Linked DNA regions of Homo sapiens: region 2 is linked to region 1. A link is an interaction called in ENCODE POLR2A ChIA-PET data of the cell type or tissue named here. Cell type or tissue: OCI-LY7. All regions are shown on one strand. Each heading gives the region's core, and the rest is flanking DNA. Links, peaks and the distances in the headings are about the cores only.

Evidence for each region. ChIA-PET counts read pairs that join two places held together with the same protein. Peaks named below come from ENCODE experiments on the same cell type or tissue, not always from the same donor. Only the 100,000 strongest peaks of a DNase experiment are listed, where the experiment ranks them.
Region 2: POLR2A ChIA-PET joins it to region 1 with 9 read pairs; 2 of 35 experiments call an interaction of 5 or more read pairs at or near these places.

What each region holds. Positions count from the first base shown.
Region 1 is chr5:132,677,796-132,687,488 of GRCh38, forward strand. IL4 (interleukin 4) reads left to right here. Exons shown (of 4, transcript NM_000589.4): 3 at 1,919-2,095; 4 at 4,691-4,883. The coding sequence ends at 4,792. LOC105379176 (a long non-coding RNA gene) reads right to left here and starts at 4,834. Exons shown (of 2, transcript NR_134248.1): 1 at 4,659-4,834; 2 at 1,290-2,321. In OCI-LY7, for the core only: no CTCF peak of the experiment used is centred there; a DNase peak (open chromatin) is centred at 3,816.
Region 2 is chr5:132,543,245-132,551,244 of GRCh38, forward strand. It overlaps IL5 (interleukin 5), which reads right to left and starts at 278. Exons shown (of 4, transcript NM_000879.3): 1 at 91-278. The coding sequence starts at 234. In OCI-LY7, for the core only: no CTCF peak of the experiment used is centred there; no DNase peak of the experiment used is centred there.

The DNA of each region.
Region 1 (9,693 bases), core at 1-8,000:
CCCACCTCCAGACACACAGGCACCATCTGCCGCCCCCCATCAGCCCGTGTCCCTTCCACCTCGACTCGCCTACAAAGCCCAGAGAGGTCTGTTTCTTGGCCCCCAGAGCCCAAAGATACTGACACACTCTTACATTTCCAACTAGAATCAGGAACGAGGAGTGACTCTCAGTCAGTTCATTAAGTAAATGTCTTTCTAACCGCTCTGCCCATGGGACATCACGCCCCACAGGGGAAAGGGGAAGCTTCTGTAGCCTGGGATTCTGGTGCCTCAGTCTGGGTCTAGACTTTCCTGAAAAAACGTTAAAATATGAACTGCATTCCTAGAATTTAGCCTACATAAATAAGAGATGAACACAAAGATTTCTATAGTTTACTCACTGCCGCTTATTTACAGAAGCAAAAATCTGCCACGATAGGGGCCTGACAAATGACAGTACCACTGTGCAATGCGTTTCTACGCAGCTCTCAATCCCATGTTCTCTAATACCACCGAAGGGCTTAGGAAATGCTTATGGTATATGTAAAGAGTAAAGAAGTTACAAAACAGTATCAACAGTTGACCCCTATTTTAAAAAGTATTTTTAAAAGTGTGACGATATTTACCAAAATATTAACAGCAATAGTTACCTCTGGCTGGTGGGATGAGTGAATGTATTTTTGTTGAATATATGTTACCTTTATAGTAAATATATGTTATCTTGATCATCAGAAAAAAAAATATGTAAGAACTTGAAAGCTGCTTGGACAGCGCTGCTGATAGAAACCCCTGAGCATCTTGTCACTGTTCTTCTGATTCAGAGGGTCTGGGTGGGGCAGGGGTGGTCTGAGATTCTGTATTTCTAAGAAGCTCCCAGTGATGTCCATGCTGCTGGTCCATGGACCACACTTTGAGTATCAAGGGACCAGAGCATGTCGGGGGAGAGGCTGGGGATAGCTTTCTTTATCTGAACTGGATAAAGGAACTGGGCTCAAGCTAAGAACCCTCTCCAGGTTCTGCATCTTTGTTCTTCAGTGAAAAATGAGAGGACACACCAGGCCAGGTTCAGACTGAGACACAATCCCTCTCCTGGGTTCCCAATGACTTGTCTCTTGTCCATTCCCTTCTCTAAGGCTAAGGGCCCCCAGGAAGAGCCATGTGGCCAGACCCTCACAGTTGCTGGCATTCCAAGGAGATTCTCACTCCGCATCATTTGGGGCCAAAAGGCCCCTTACAGAAGCTCTGCCCAAGGCTCAGATCAATGGCACCTGCTCCCAGAGCCTCCTCTGATCTCCCAGGACACCTTTCCCTGATCTGTGCACTTATCTCTTGCTGCCTGGCAAAATGTCTTAGCTCCTCACTTGGGCCATGTGCTGCTCTCCTCTCCCATGGGGAGAGCCACACGGAGAGTGCTGGCCAAAGCAGCAGAGTTCAGGCCAAAGGATGTGCACTCATTTATTCAACAGGCATGCAGGATTTCCAGGGAAAGCTGGATTTTAAAACCTCTGGGAACAAGAGCAGAACCTGACTGAGAGCTCATGTGGGCACTTTTCATAGCAGAATAGCTCATGAGGTATAGAGACACGGACGCAGAACGTGGGCTGTAGCGACAGATGGTCCTGCATTCTAGTCCCCACTGTGCCTTTTCCTCATGGGATGACTTTATTCAGGTACCCTTTCGGCAAAATCCTCCAAGAGAAAGGAAACTGGGAGGTTCTGGGGAGAAGGCTGCTGCGTTTGCAATTGGGAGAGGTTGTTGACAGAGGTTTATGTCTGTGGCAAGCAGCCTTCCTTCAGTGGAATACTTGAAGACAGGTCTGTAGTTGAGCAAACTCACCTCCATTTGTCCTCCTGGAAAGAAGAAATCAAGAGGAAAAATCTCTCTCCCATCCTCCAAATGGAGCTGGCACATTGCTATCTGTGGCATTTGTCTTTCCAGAACACAACTGAGAAGGAAACCTTCTGCAGGGCTGCGACTGTGCTCCGGCAGTTCTACAGCCACCATGAGAAGGACACTCGCTGCCTGGGTGCGACTGCACAGCAGTTCCACAGGCACAAGCAGCTGATCCGATTCCTGAAACGGCTCGACAGGAACCTCTGGGGCCTGGCGGGCTTGGTAAGCTGCACTGTATTCCTGGCAAGCCGGCCGCGTGGCTCCTGGTGGACAGCAGCCTCACTTCTAAACACTCCTTAGGAGCTGCAGCACCCTTGGTCAACCCATTCATTCATTCACTCATTCAATAAGTATTTGCTGAAGTTCCACAAGTGCTGGGTGTGGTTCTAGGTGCTGAGGACGTGTCACTAAAGACACGCAGGCCGAGTCCCTGTTCTCATGGAATGTTCTAATGGGAGAGTTAGAAAAACAAACATGTAAAATGATGGCCAGCAGTGATACGTGCTACAAAGAAAAACATAGAAATAAAGAACATAAGAGTCATGGGGGAGGGGGCTGACTTAGGAGCTGGTGACATTATCTGAGCAGATATTTGAATTGAGGGAGCAGGCCACATGACTAACTAGGGAGACCATTCCAGGCAGAAGGAGGAGGTATGCAAAGGCCTTAGGATGGAAATGAACTAACTTCCTGTATTTAAAGACCAGTAGGAAGGCCAGTGTGGCTGGATCAGAGTGAGTGAGGGGTAGTTTCCAGGACAGCAGATCACACAAGGCCTTTAGATTCCACCACGAGTATGGCAGGGAACACCTGCAGAGCTTTGGGCAGGACAAAGACTGTACAATCTGATTTACGTGATTTAAAAGGGTCAGTCTGGCTACTGTGTGGTAAATAGGCTGAAAGGGGGAAAGCATAGAAGCAAGATGGCCTGTTGGGAGGCTACCACAGTAAACCAGGCTAGAGATGATGGTGGCGTGGACAGAATGAAGCAAGATGGCCTGTTGGGAGGCTACCACAGTAAACCAGGCTAGAGACGATGGTGGCGTGGACAGAATGAAGCAAGATGGCCTGTTGGGAGGCTACCACAGTAAACCAGGCTAGAGATGATGGTGGCGTGGACAGAATGGGAGCAGTTGAGGTGAACAGATTTGGGATATGACTAAAAATAAAACCAGAAGGATTTGCTGACAGATCGGTTGTAGGGGGTAAGATACAGGGGAGGAAAAGATGACCTCTTTGTTCCTGCCCAAACCCCTCTGGCGATGGTCAGTACTGTTTACAGAGAGATGAAAGACTGGCGGCAAGGCAGGGCTGGAGGTTCAGCAGAAGATCAAGAGTTCAATTTTGTACATCGTACATGTAAGGTGGCTCTTGGATAGCCAAGTGAAGGTGTTGAGAAGATGGTTAGAAAAGTCTGGAACTTAGGGGAGAGGTCAGAACTTGCAATACAAAAAGGAGAGTCCTTAGATAGATACTGCTGAAAATCTGAATGACAGAAAGGGAGAGATCAAAGGACTGAGCCTGAGATCAACACATGGAGGTCAGGAGAGGAGGATCCAGCCAAGGGGCCTGAGGAGGAGTGACCAGTGAGGCAGGAGAACACTGGAGAGTGGGCGGTACCCCAGGAAGCCGTTGAGGACACTCAAGGAGGGAGGGTTGACTGTGTCAAATGTACTGAAAGGACAGGTCAGGTGAGGACCAAGAAAGGCCCCTGGGTTTGGCTGATGGAGGCCATGGGTGAGGCTGATGTAAATGGAGAGGCAGGAAGGAAAGCCCAGCTGGAGTGGGCTCACCGAGGATAGGGTGGCGAGAGGAGACAAAGAAGGAACAGTGAGGGCAGAACACTCTTTGAAGATGTTTAGCTATAAGGCTGCAGAGAAACTGACCCACAGCTGCAGGGTGGTTATGGAGTGAGGGAAGCTCTTTTAAGGTTGGGGGTATACCCAGCATGTTAATGCACCTGGGGGAATGGTCCAGTGGAGCAGGAAGAACTGAAGAGAGCAGAAAGAGGAAGAATCATTAGGGGGCAGAAGTCCTTGTAGCCCAGAGTGGATGTTATCTAATATCGAGTGGAGGAATTAATTGGCTTTAGAGGAGAACAAGGACATGTATCCCCTCTCTGGGCCTATCACCTTGTAGACAATGGGATAGGTCATGGGATAGGAACTTGGCACAACACATGTTCTCTCTTTTAATTCTCTCCATTATCTTATGAAGCAGGCAAGTAGGCAAACAATTGTCCCAACTTTACAAAAGAAACTGAAGCTTTTATAAATTAAGTAGTACATCCTAAGCAATACAATTAATAAATGGTAGAGCTGAGATTCAAACTGAAGCAGTGGCCTGGGGGTAGCATCTGGAATCCTTCCCACCTTTAGGGCTGCTGTGCTGCGGTGCTGCTGTTTAATGGCACAGGAGGGCCACATGACTGAATCTCTCTCAGCAGTCCAGGCAGTCATGCAGAAGGCCCAGTAGAGCACCGGGCAGGTCTGAGCCAGCATCTTCAAGTTCCACCCTCTGAGCAAGCACCTAGCTGTGACACACCTCTCCAGAGACTGCACTCCCCCCCGCGCCACCCACCCCAAAAGCAGATAGGTAATGGTATACAGTAACCATTTCTAGAAGTGTAAGTAGTATGCACCCAAAATAGGCAAAACCTGCTGGCCTAGTGATAGAGACAACTCCCAGTCAGGCTAGACTGGAGGCCTTGGTTTTATAAGTGTTCAGGTGACAAGTGCCACAGTAGGCTTGATCAAGTAGACAGGCAGGCAAGACAAATGCTTACCAATGCAAGCTAATGAAATGTTTCTTTTGCAGAATTCCTGTCCTGTGAAGGAAGCCAACCAGAGTACGTTGGAAAACTTCTTGGAAAGGCTAAAGACGATCATGAGAGAGAAATATTCAAAGTGTTCGAGCTGAATATTTTAATTTATGAGTTTTTGATAGCTTTATTTTTTAAGTATTTATATATTTATAACTCATCATAAAATAAAGTATATATAGAATCTAACAGCAATGGCATTTAATGTATTGGCTATGTTTACTTGACAAATGAAATTATGGTTTGCAACTTTTAGGGAAATCAATTTAGTTTACCAAGAGACTATAAATGCTATGGGAGCAAAACAGGAAAGACCACTTCCCCCTCGAGGGGTTCCCTCTCGAGTTAGGGACATAACACACAAGATAATTAAAGAACACAAGGCCATACAAGATGTAAATAAGACACCTTGGGTCCAAGAGTGCTATGGATTACCATATATTTCTGAACAGAAAAGGTATCAACTGGATGTCTAAAACGTTCTTCCCCCATTGGCACAAGGATTGTTATACTGAGTCTACAGAAAAAAGAAGTAATCCTCAGTACACCATATGGCTCTACAGTGAACGATATTTAAAGTCATAATAATGTAAATTCTCTTGATTCTCAAGTCTTAGAACCAACCAATAGACAAAGCACAGAAGACTTGATGATGGTTGGAGAACAGACTATAAATTGCTATCCACTGAATAATATAAGAGCTATAGCTGGAAATGGCTGGGAGGTGAAAGCAGAAGAAAAGAGAGGTGGGCATTGCTATCTCCAGCTTGCATGGACAAGAGGGCAGTTAAATAACACTGTGCACAGTGGATGGAACAAGAACACAAGGTTTAGGGATTTATCAAAATCACAAAGGTAATAGAAGAACTAAAAATAATTTACTATAAAAATTTGGAAGTGATAGAATTAGGTAAATTCTCTTTCTTCAATAGGGAAATCAATGTATGACATCTAACACTGATAAAGCAAAAAACAGTGGGTAAAAGTGGTCATGGGTTGACAGTTGTTGCAGCTGGGGATGTGTACAGGGGGTTGGTTATACTATTCTCCTTTTATACATAATTGAAAGTTTTCATAATAAAAAGAGAAGAAAAAATAATGAATCAAGCAATCTTTGGAATTATAATGATAGTCACTGGAAAAACTAAAAATAAAAATGGAAGATGGTTTGCTGGGAATGGGACTTGGACTAAGGAGGGGTGAAACAGGGCTGGAGACTTTCGGCTTTCCATTATAAGTCTGTGTGTGTGTGTGTGTGTGTGTGTGTGTGTGTGTGTGTGTGTGTGTGTGTGTGTGTGTGTGTGTGTGTGTGTGTGTGTGTTATGTGCATAAATGAAGTTTTTTCATTAAAGAAATAACATTTAAAAGACAATAACTGTTGGTGAAGATGTAGAAAAATTGGAACCCTCCTACATTGCTGGAGTGATTGAAAAATGGTGTAGTCACTTTGGAAAACAATTGGCAGTTCCTCAAAAGGATAAAATAGTTTACGATCCAGCAATTCCAATCCTAGGTATATACCCAAGGGAACTAGGAACACATGTCCACACAAAAACCTCTACACAAATGTTCATAGCAACATTATTCATAATAGCAAAAAAGTAGAAGTGGCTGGGAGCAGTGGTTCACACCTGTAATCCCAGCACTTTGGGAGGCCGAGGCAGGAGGATCACTTGAGGCCAGGAGTTCAAGACCAGCCTGGGCAACAAGGCAAAACCCTGTCTCTACAAAAAACTAGCTGAGCATGGTGGCACATGCCTGTAGTCCCAGCTACTGGAGAGGCTGAGGTGGGAGGATGGCTCAAGCCTGGGAGGTTGAGGCTACAATGAGCTATGACTGCGCTGCTGTACTCCAGCCTGAGCGACAGAATAAGACCCTGTCTCAAAGAAAAAAAAAAAAAAGTAGAAGCAACCAAAATGTCAATCAACTGATGGATAAACAAAAAGTGGCATATCCATACAATGGCATATTATTTGTCAATAAAAAGAAATGAAGTACTGACAGAGGCCACAACCCGGATGAACCTTGGAAACAGTATGTGACGGGAAAGAAGCCAAATGCAGAAGACCACATATGGTATGATTCTACTGATATGAATTATTCAGAACAGGAGAATCCACAGAGGCAAAAATAGAATATTGATTGCTACAGGCTGTGGGTGGGAGGCGGGTGTGGAGGCATGGGGAGTGACTGATAATGGGGGGTGGGGTTTCTTTCAGGGGTGATGAAAATGTTCGGATATTAGATAATGGTGATGGTTGCACAATTCTATGAACATACTAAAAAGCACTGACTCGTACACTTTAAAAGGATAAATTTCGTAGTAGGTGAATTCTATCTCAATAAAGCTGTTATTTAAAAGAAATTAAAAGGGGGAAAAAAACCCAAGTGTCATCAAAACTTGCCTTTTGAAGACTTGTTCTCTGTAAGAATATGGATCTAGTAACAGTGATTGAGCACTCTCTTTTCATCCTCGCTTACAGAGATGTGACAAAATTAATATGAGTACTAAAATTACACCAAAACATGTAACATCTTTTTAACCCTTTCAAAATAAGGGAACAAATCAAAAGCTTCAAGTCTCACCCTGACCACAGCCAGTTTCACCCTGCCCACATAAAATACCAGCATGCCAAGGGCAATAAATAGCTATGAGAGTCATGGAGGCTCCTCAGGCCAACCGGAGAAGACACATACTGTAAATTTTAATTTCCTTTCTTCTTTGATTGAGGCTCATTTGCATTCAATGGCTAATGTGAGTTGTAGTCTGCCACAGGATATGGGTAGTGGGTTACAGTTTGTATATGAGGACAGGATGGTAAAGGAAAGTAGGAAGATTTAGAGCACGCCATGGAAAGGACACATGCAGACTCTAAGCAGGTCTGTCATCACATAAGCTTCATTAGGCAAGATGCAACTCACATTTCCATTTACTCCCAGTCAGGCAGTCCTGGACTCTGGATGCAAACATGCAACAACAACAAGCCTTTGAATTTCCGAAGACAATGAGAACACAAATTGAGGGGGATACTTATAAAAACAGTGGGTGAGGCCGGGCGCAGTGGCTCACGCCTGTAATTCCAGCACTTTGGGAGACTGAAGCAGGCGGATCACCTTAGGTCAGGAGTTCAAGACCAGCCTGGCCAACATGGCGAAACCCCGTCTCTACTAAAAATACAAAAATTAGCTGGGGATGCTAGTGCACACGTGTAATCCAGCTACTCGGGAGGCTGAGGCAGGAGAATCGCTTGAACCTGGGAGGTGGAGGTTGCAGTGAGCCAAGATCGTGCCATTGCACTCCAGCCTGGGCGGCAGAGCGAGATTCTGTCTCAAAAAAAAAAAAACAAAACAAAAAACAGAGGGTGAAAAACCTTCAGGATTAAGTGAAAGTTAAGATGCTTGTCATCTGAGCACATTTATGTAGCAAACTCAGCCACAGCCCGTGCCTGCTTCATGGGACATGCCTTTTGTCTGTGTGTGGAATATGACATTGACAGTAAGTCTGAACCTTTCCCTCCTGGCTATCATACCTCCACCTTTTGCCAATGAATAAACTATCTGTAACTGGCATCTAGGGGGTAATAATTATTTATTGGAAAAATGAATCAAAAAATGATTTGGCTCAAATCTATGGCTGTCTTTTATGGAAACATTGTTGGGCTACAGTTACAAAGGGTCACCTCTGTTACAAATGCCAAGGGGGCTCTGCTTGTTGCTGTCCATGTCATTGACCCTGCTCTTGGTTTTTCTCTGCCCTCCTTCACATAATCTCAGGGTGCCCACATTATCTAAGGATGGGAATCTCAAGGCTAAGCACAACGCAGAGCTTCCTTATGGAGCTAGGCACAGCCTGGCCTATGACACACAGGGTTGGCTTCTCAGTTTCTAGTAGCTTCCACTAGGAGCAAGGCAGGCACTTTCTCTAGCCTTGGGGCTGATTTCTAGATTCAATTTATTAGCTCAAGTTTGAGTTCCATTCCCAGGTGGAGTACTAAAATCCCCAGTTAGCTGTCACGCCCAGCGTTTCCTCAACTGGGCTTTTGCCCTAAGTACCCAGACACCCTCTCCTTGGCTCTCTAAAGTGTTGTTGTTTTTTTTTTTTTTTTTTTTTTTTTAATGAGACAGAGTCTCGCTCTGTCACCCAGGCTAGAGTGCAGTGGCGAGATCTTGGCTCACTGCAACCTCCACCTCCCAGCTTCAAGCAATTCTCCTGCCTCAGCCTCCTGAGTAGCTGGGATTACAGGTGCCTGCCACCACACCTGCCTCATTTTTTTGTATTATTAGTAGAGATGGGGTTTCACTGTGTTGGCCAGGCTGGTCTTGAACTCCTGACCTCAGGTGATCCACCCACCTCGGCCTCCCAAAGTGCTGGGATTACAGGCATGAGCCACTGTACCCAGCCTAAAGTGGCTATCTTCTAATCCATCCTGTCAACTTCTTCCTAGTCCAACTTTAAGTCTCTAAGCTGTCTGTTCCTTCTAGTTTCTGATTAGCCAGAGTTCAGCCAAACGAAAATATGTTTTGATGTTTTGTATGCTCACTGCACACCTGGGTACTTACTAGGCAACGTGAATAAGAGGACACACATTTGCTCCCTCAGTTTATACCAATCACGAGTGCAAGCAAAACAGCTGAGAAGAGAGGGCGGTTACTCCTCTGGCTGATGACCCTTTCCACCTCCGGGACACAGGTGTGTATAGCATCTGCTCTCCCAACCACCATCCCAACCAGCATCCCGTCTTGCTCCCTCTAATCCTTCACAAACTCTCCAGCAGTTGTTTCTTTTTGTTTTGTTTTGTTTTTCTGAGACAGAATTTCACTCTGTCACTAGGCTGGAGTGCAGTGGTGCGATCTCGGCTCCCTGCAATCTCCGCCCCCGGGATTCAAGTGATTCTCCTGCCTCAGCCTCCCAAGTAGCTGGGACTACAGGTGCATGCCACCACGCCCAGGTAAATTTTTTTGTATTTTTAGTAGAGACGGGGTTTCACCATGTTGGCCA
Region 2 (8,000 bases), core at 1-8,000, 130 kb before region 1:
TTTATAACAGATCTCTATATATAGTAAAGGAACCATCACAAATGATTACCTATGCACTTTACAGACTGTAGGAATCATAAAGAAAATTACCTCATTGGCTATCAGCAGAGTTCGATGAGTAGAAAGCAGTGCCAAGGTCTCTTTCACCAATGCACTTGTGGGAATTTCTGTGGGGATGGCATACACGTAGGCAGCTCCAAGAGCTAGCAAACTCAAATGCAGAAGCATCCTCATGGCTCTGAAACGTTCTGCGTTTGCCTTTGGCAAAGAAAGTGCATAGTACAAGACTGCGTCCCCAGTCAATTTATTGTCTGTCTTTGAGGAAATGAATAATTTCTAACAATCAGATAGAGAATGCCTAATAATGGCATATCGTGAAACTAAATGTTTCCAATGCCTTATATCTTAAAAAATAAATTTACTTTTATCTTTTAATAATAAAAATCCCTGTTTCCCCCCTTTAAAAACATTTTCTATTACGAAGAATCTTTGGGTTAATACATCATTGCCCCACATTTGCATTTCTTAAAATCAGAAAATTAACTTCCTCTTAAAAGATGTGTGCAAAACAAAGTATAAGGTAGACCACTAAACAGAATTTTATGCTAAAATACATAAATATTGGGAATGTTTTTTTCAGATCGGCTATGTTCTACTATGACTGTGGCTAGATTAATCTGTCTTAAAAGAAATTGAAAATACTGGTGGGAAGACAGTGATTGAAATGGAAACTGCCAAGCCTTGGCAGGGTCGAGTTCTGTTCACTGGGGTCTTGATTAGGATCCTTTCTGTTGCCAGTGACTAAAAACCTAACCTAAAGTTGTTGAAGATAAAGAGGGAAGGTATTGGCTCATAGAACCAAACAGTCCAGGAATGGAGGCTCTTTTACATTTTGATGGCTTCAGTGACTCTTCCTTGACTCCATCCTTGGGCACCTTTCCCATTGAGGTCTCAAGATGATGTCCAGACTCCTGGATCTATATGTATTCTGTTCATGAGCAGCAGGAAAAAGCAAGCTGTGCTTTTCTGATTGTTTAATCAAAAGCTTTCAAATTCAGTCTCTTTCTGACAAGGGTCACATGTTCATCCTTGAACTGTGACCAGGGTGTAGTATATACTGATTGGCTCTCCCTGGAGCTAGAGGTGACCCTAATCCTACCTCAACTGCATAGCTTAGAAATGTGGGGTCCCAGTAGTAAGGGGGACACAGATTCTAGGAAGGCAACCAATAAATATCTGTCACAGATACACAATACATGGATGTGTCCTCTCCTTTATGTCCCATAAGGGTGGAGGTGTCCTTTCACACCTTGGGCGGGCCATGAAATTAGGGGAATCAGCCTTTGTTCCTTAGGCTCAGACCTGTAATCCCAGAAAGGTACAAATGAGGCCCCCTCCTAGATCACACACTTCCTTTTTCCCTGGCCTGAACACATATGATGGAGGTGTATGTGGCTCATTGTTTTTAATAGAGTGCTTCAGTGAGCATCCCAGAGTGGCTCTATGTTGCAGCCTAGAAGCCTGACTTCAGGCCTGTCTTGAGCGTCAAGAACAGATGGTACCAAACACAAACTGTTGCCCAGAACAGTTTTCCAAAGCTAGGTGCAGTTGTGTAGGAGAAGTAGAGGCAGCTGGGAGGTAGACACACCTTTCATACATACTCAATCCCAGCTCTGCACTGGAAAGATAAAGACAGTCTTGGATTTCAGTGGCGGCCTTCTTGTACCACGTTTGGTTTTGTTTGTGCTGAAGTTTTGGACTCTTGGTTAGATGTGTCTGATTTGCGCACTTGAGAAATGTTTTCCTTGAGAAATGTTTCCTTGAGACTGCAGAAGTTTGGCTCACTTCAGAAAATCTATCGGGAGTGAGATTTTCGGGAGTAGGAATCACAATAGGCTTGGTCAAAGTGCTCTTAAAATGGTATTCTCAGAAAAGAAGCTGAGTTCTGGCAGGAGCTTTCTCTTCCCAGAGAATATGAGAGCGTTCTCTCTGATTCCCCCTGACACCTTTATGTTACACTGAGGAAGTTAGGGCTTAGGTGAAAGTTTCAGGGGAATTGCCAAATAACTTGTTATTTTAGTACCTTAAATACACAAAGTTCTGAGTGCTTAAATTCTATCATAGGAGGCTGGGCAAGGTGGCTCATGCTTGTAATCCCAGCACTTTGGGAGGCTGAAGCAGAAGGATTGCTTGAGCCCAGGAGTTTGAGACCAGCCCAGGCAACATAGTGAGACTCCATCTCTAGAAAAAATAAAAAATTGGGCTAAACACAGTGGCTCACGCCTGTAATCCCAGCACTTTGGTAAGCCCAGGCAGTGGATCCCTTGAGCCCAGGAGTTCAAGACCAGTGAGTGAAATGGGCAGGGTGTAATACATCAAAGCTGGTGGGGGTCACATGAAACTATAGCATGCATGATCTGTCTAAAGGTGGCAGGTGCTGCTCAGCTCCAGCTGATGGTTGCCAGGTGACACACCTGGGCTCACATTACCCGATCATTCTGTTTTTCAAAGAAGCCTTTATAAAAATTAGCCAGGCGTGGTGGTGTGTGCCTGTAATCCCAGTTACTCGGGAGGCTGAGGCAGGAGAATTGCTTGAACTCAGGAGGCGGAGGTTGCAGTGAGCTGAGGTTGCACCACTGCACTCCAGCCTGCGCAAGAGAGTGAGACTGTCTCAAAACAAACAAACAAACAAAAAAACAAAAAGCACAACAACAACAACAACAACAAAAAAGGAAGGCTGAAATCCTGCTTATTATATATAATCTCTGGATTTTTCAAATGTTGGCAACTGTATAATGTACCATTTTGCAGCCTCTGTTTTACAGCAAAACTGTGGGTTCTTATTGGAAGGCTAGTTATAAAAAATACTTCTTATTCAAAATTGTATTTCTTTTAGAAATGTTTAATTGTGGCAAAATACACATAAAATTTACTATCTTAACCATTTTTTTAAGTGTACAGCTCAGTAGCCTTAAGTACATTCATAATGTTGTGTGACAAATCTCCAGGACTCTTTTCATCTTGCAAAACTGAAACTCTGTACCCATTAAACAACAGCTCCCAACCCCCGCCCCCATTCTCCCAGCACCTTGCAACCACGCTTCTACTTTCTGTCTTTATGAATTTGATGACTTTAGGTACCTGATATACAGTACTTGGCTTTTTGTGACTGGCTTATATCATTTAGCATAATGTCTATTCTCAAGATTCATCCATGTTGTAGCATGTGTCAATTTTCTTCCTTTTTAAGGCTGAATAATATTTCATTGGATGTCTATACCATGTTTTGTTTATCCATGGTCTGTCGATGGACACCAATGTTGCTTCCATCCTTTGGCTATTGTGAATAATGCTGCTATGAACATGGGTGTACAAAATTAAATTTCTTATAAAGTTTTCGTGTCATTAACTTTTCCTCTATAAGTGTGATCTCCCCAACCTGACTGTAAACTGTCTCGGAGTTGGACCTGTAAAATAATGTATTTGAAAGAGCTTTATTGGCCAGGCATGGTGGCTCACACCTGTAATCTCAGCACTTTGGGAGGCTGAGGCGGGCAGATCACGAGGTCAGGAGATCGAGACCATCCTGGCTAACACAGTGAAACCCCATCTCCACTAAAAATACAAAAAAATTAGCTGGGCATGGTGGCCGGCACCTGTAGTCCCAGCTACTCAGGAGGCTGAGGCAGGAGAATGGCGTGAACCTGGGAGGTGGATGTTGCAGTGAGCTGAGATCACGCCACTGCACGCCAGCCTGGGCAACAGAGCGAGACTCCATCTCAAAAAAAAGAAAGAGCTTTATTAATGCAAAACTCCAAATAAAAGTTAATGATTTTAATCTCCTGTGCCCAAGAATTCAAAATAATGTATGTAGCTACTACACCCTCAAGGAGATGGAACACAACCCCCTTTCATTAAGAGTGGGATATACAGAGTGACTTTTTAAAAAAGAGAACTGTATGGAAAGGGGAGAATAAGAGGAATAACTTCACAGTGGAGAAACCTGATCAAACACTACTTCAGCTAGGTGATCCCAGTCAATGGTGGCAGTGAAACATCATGTTAACAGCATGTACCTTTGATTTGATGTGATAAGAAAGGAACTTTATCCCTGTCATCTTCCTCCCCAAAACCAGTAACCTCTGCCTAACCATGACACAAACACTACACATACCCAAATGGAAAGACAAAATGCCTGACCAGTACTCCTTAAAACTGTTAAGGTCATCAAAAACAAGCACAGTCTGAGAAACTGACACAGCCAGAGAGGCCTCTAAGAGACGTGATGACTACATACAATGTGGTATCATGGATGACACTCAGGAACAGAATAAGGACAACGGGCACAACTAAGGGAATTGGAAAAAGCCTGGAGTTTAGTAATGTACCAATATTAGTTCCTTAGTTGTGACAATTGTACCATAGTAATGTTAACAATGGGAAACTGGGTGCAGGGCACACTGGAATGCTCTCTAACAGTCTTGAAACTTCTCTATAAATCTAAAACTACTTAAAATAAAAAGTGTATTAAAAATAATACTGCGGCGAGGCATGATGGGTCAGGTCTGTAACCCCAGCACTTTGGGAGGCTGAGGTGGGTGGATTGGTTGAAGTCAGCAGTTCGAGACCAGCCTGGCCAATATGGTGAAACCCTGTTTCTACTAAAATACAAAAATTAGCTAGGCTTGGTGGCTGGCGCCTGTAATCCCAGCTACTTGGGAGGCTGAGGCAGGAGAATTACTTGAACCCAGGAGGCAGAGGTTGCCGTGAGCTGAGATAGCGCCACTGCACTCTAGCCTGGGTGACAGAGCGAGATTCCATTTCAAATAAATAAATAAATAAATAATAATACTGCACATTGAAAAAGTTAATGATTGTTTTTACCATTATTATTTAAAAGGCTTTGCTCAGGAGGCTGAGGCCAGAGGATCAATCGGGCCCAAGAGTTTAAGACTAGCCTGGGCAACATAGTGAGACCCTGTCTCAAAAAAAAAAAAAAAGCAGAACTTTGAATTCCATGAGTGTAATGCAGTTGGCACCTTTTTATTTCACCAGTAGACTATGAGCTCCTTGAGAATAAGGTTTTTATTGAATCGATCTCTTCATCCTTGAGGACTAGCCTATTGTAGACAGTAAAATAAAGATTTGTTAAATAACTAACTGAATGAACAAGCAGGCACTTACAACAACTTTATCTTTTGTTGTACTCGTTGAGTTAATGTGAATACAGCAGGTCCTTGAATAACTTTGCTTAGTTCCACGTTATTTCATTATACTGTTGATAAGAAAAACAATCGCTTCCCAGCCAAAGCCATTGTCTATGTGGAGTTTGCACAATCTCTCACATCCCAAAGATGTGCACGCGAGGTGAATTGGCATGTCTACACAGTCCCAGTCTGTGAGTGTGTGTGTGTGCGTCTGTGTGTGCGTCTGTGTGCTCTGCAATGGAATGACGCCCTATCCAGGATTGGTGCTCACCTTGTACCTTGAGCTACCGGGATAAACTCCAGCCATCTTCAACCTTCAACTGGAATAGTTGGGTAAGTTATCTTACTTGTTTTTATGAATCTTTCTTAAATGTACATATAGCTCATAATTGTTTCAATGTTTAATATTAGAAGTGTTTGGTCTTTGTTTAGAAGTGTGATGATATTTTTGTGGCCAGAAATATGCCATAGGAATGTAAGCTTTGTTCATATCAATTCACCTACGGTAAAATTGGTTTTGTTATACATCGTTTCCCTTAAAGTCTGTTTCCAAGAACCTATTGATGACATTAAGTGAGGATTACTATACTGTGGAAACTCAAGAAGTCTTTTTCTTTTTTTTGAGACAGAGTCTTGCTCTGTCACCCAGGCTAGAGGGCAGTGGTGCAATCTCGGCTCACTGCAACCTCCGCCTCCCAGGTTCAAGCGATTCTCCTGCCTCAGCTTCCTGAGTAGCTGGGATTACAGGCACCTGCCACCACGCCCGGCTAACTTTTGTATTTTTAGTAGAGACGGGGTTTCACCATCTTGGCCAGGCTGGTCTCAAACTCCTGACCTCGTGATCCGCCCGCCTCGGCCTCCCAAAGTGCTGGGATTACAGGCATGAGCCACCGTGCCCGGCCTCAAGGAGTCTTTTACCTGCAGCTAGGAGCCTAAAGTAACAAACAACAGGAGTTCTTTGGCAGAACTCCTGGGCAAAAGAGAGCAAAGCTTTAAAGTTCAGCTACAGAGACGGAGGCAATGTGAACTACCATTTAGATTTTTTAAAATCCACGTTATTTTAGGGAAATAGAAAGAAATAAACAATTAGTACTTTGATTTTTAAATAATTACTGGTTGGTAATTTTATAATTTAAAAAAAGCACTTTGATTAATATTGAAAAGTTACATTGGTGGGTAACATCCATCCTTTTGCCCTAAAACTTTTATCTCTATTAGTGGGTAACACATTGGCAACATGTCTTTAAAACTGATAACTGTGGTTTTTACTGTGTAGTCCTTAAGGTCAAATGACTTTTCCATGAACTGATTCTAATCAACTGAGCATGATGCCTCGCAATTTTCATGATGACTAAATGTAAATTGATAACATCTCTTTTTCTTCTTGACTCTATTCGAAATTCTATCCTTTCAATCTCCCTTTAATATGATTTTTTAATTGAATAAATAACATTATAGGAAAATAAACACAGAATTTCTTGGTATAGCAACTATCAGTTTTTTGAAATCATCTTCTAAACCTTACCAACACATAGACAGTTTTACAGTTTTAATCAGTGAATATATGCAGTTTGTATTTATCTTTTTTATGAGTATTTCTTTTTCACATATCTATACAATTTCCTACTTATTATTTTAGTGATAACCTGCTATTAGATGAAACTGATGTACCATAGTTTCCATCACCATTTCCCAACTTTTAGGCACTGGGGTTGTTTCTAGCCTTCCACAATTTTAAACAATGCTACTATAAACACCTGTGTAAAATTTTAAAAATTTTCCTTATGCTAATGAACTTGTATAATCATGTTTATAGCTTTGTTACATTTTACCAGATTACCCTCTGAAAATATCCAATGCAGAAAAAAGAAATCTTTTTTTTTTTTTTTTTGAGACAGAGTCTCACTCTGTCGCCAGGCTGGAGTGCAGTGGCACAATCTCAGCTCACTGCAAGCTCCGCCTCCTGGGTTCAAGCGATTCTCCTGCCTCAGCCTCCAGAGAAGCTGGGACTAAAGGCACGCGCCATCATGCCCAGCTAATTTTTGTATTTTTAGTAGAGACGGGGTTTCAACAAGTTGGCCAGGATGGTCTTGATCTGTTGACGTCGTGATCTGCCCATCTCGGCCTCCCAAAGTGCTGGGATTACAGGTGTGAGCCAATGCGCCTGGCCAGAAAAAATAACTCTTATATTTTCACAGGGTTTTACAATTTATAAAGCATTTTCACAAAAATAGCTTTGTTTAATCTTGATATTAGCACCAGGAGATATATTTCTTTCTCTGAAGGTCCATTAGCACCAGGCTTTAAAGGTTTTGCTAATGGAGAGCGAATGAACCCAGAAGGAAGAAGTGACGCAGAAGCAGTGGGAATCAAAGAGTTTGATAAATATGCTGGTAAACCTAAATGAATAATGCTGGTTTAAAAATAACTGATTTCATTTGTTTTGTTTCTTATTTGAAGACAATGAGGAACAAAAATGCTAAATAGTGATAATGTGGAAGGTGGGGGGTGATCTTCTGGCACATTTTACAGTCCTTGTATTGTTCAGAAGGATCCTAATGATATTAACTCTGGACTTCAAAATAGTAATGTGAAAAATTTAAGAGTGCCCAGTAAAAGAATAGAAATAGAATGTGTATTTTCCAAATCAGTAGAGTAAAACAAGGAATAAAGAAAGCTTGGATATTCTACAAAGCAGGAAAGGAGACAAAGAAACAAAGAAAAAGCACAGGAATAAGACATATGCCTAAATTTACCAGCAATCACAGTAATTGAAAACAGATGAAAGTCATT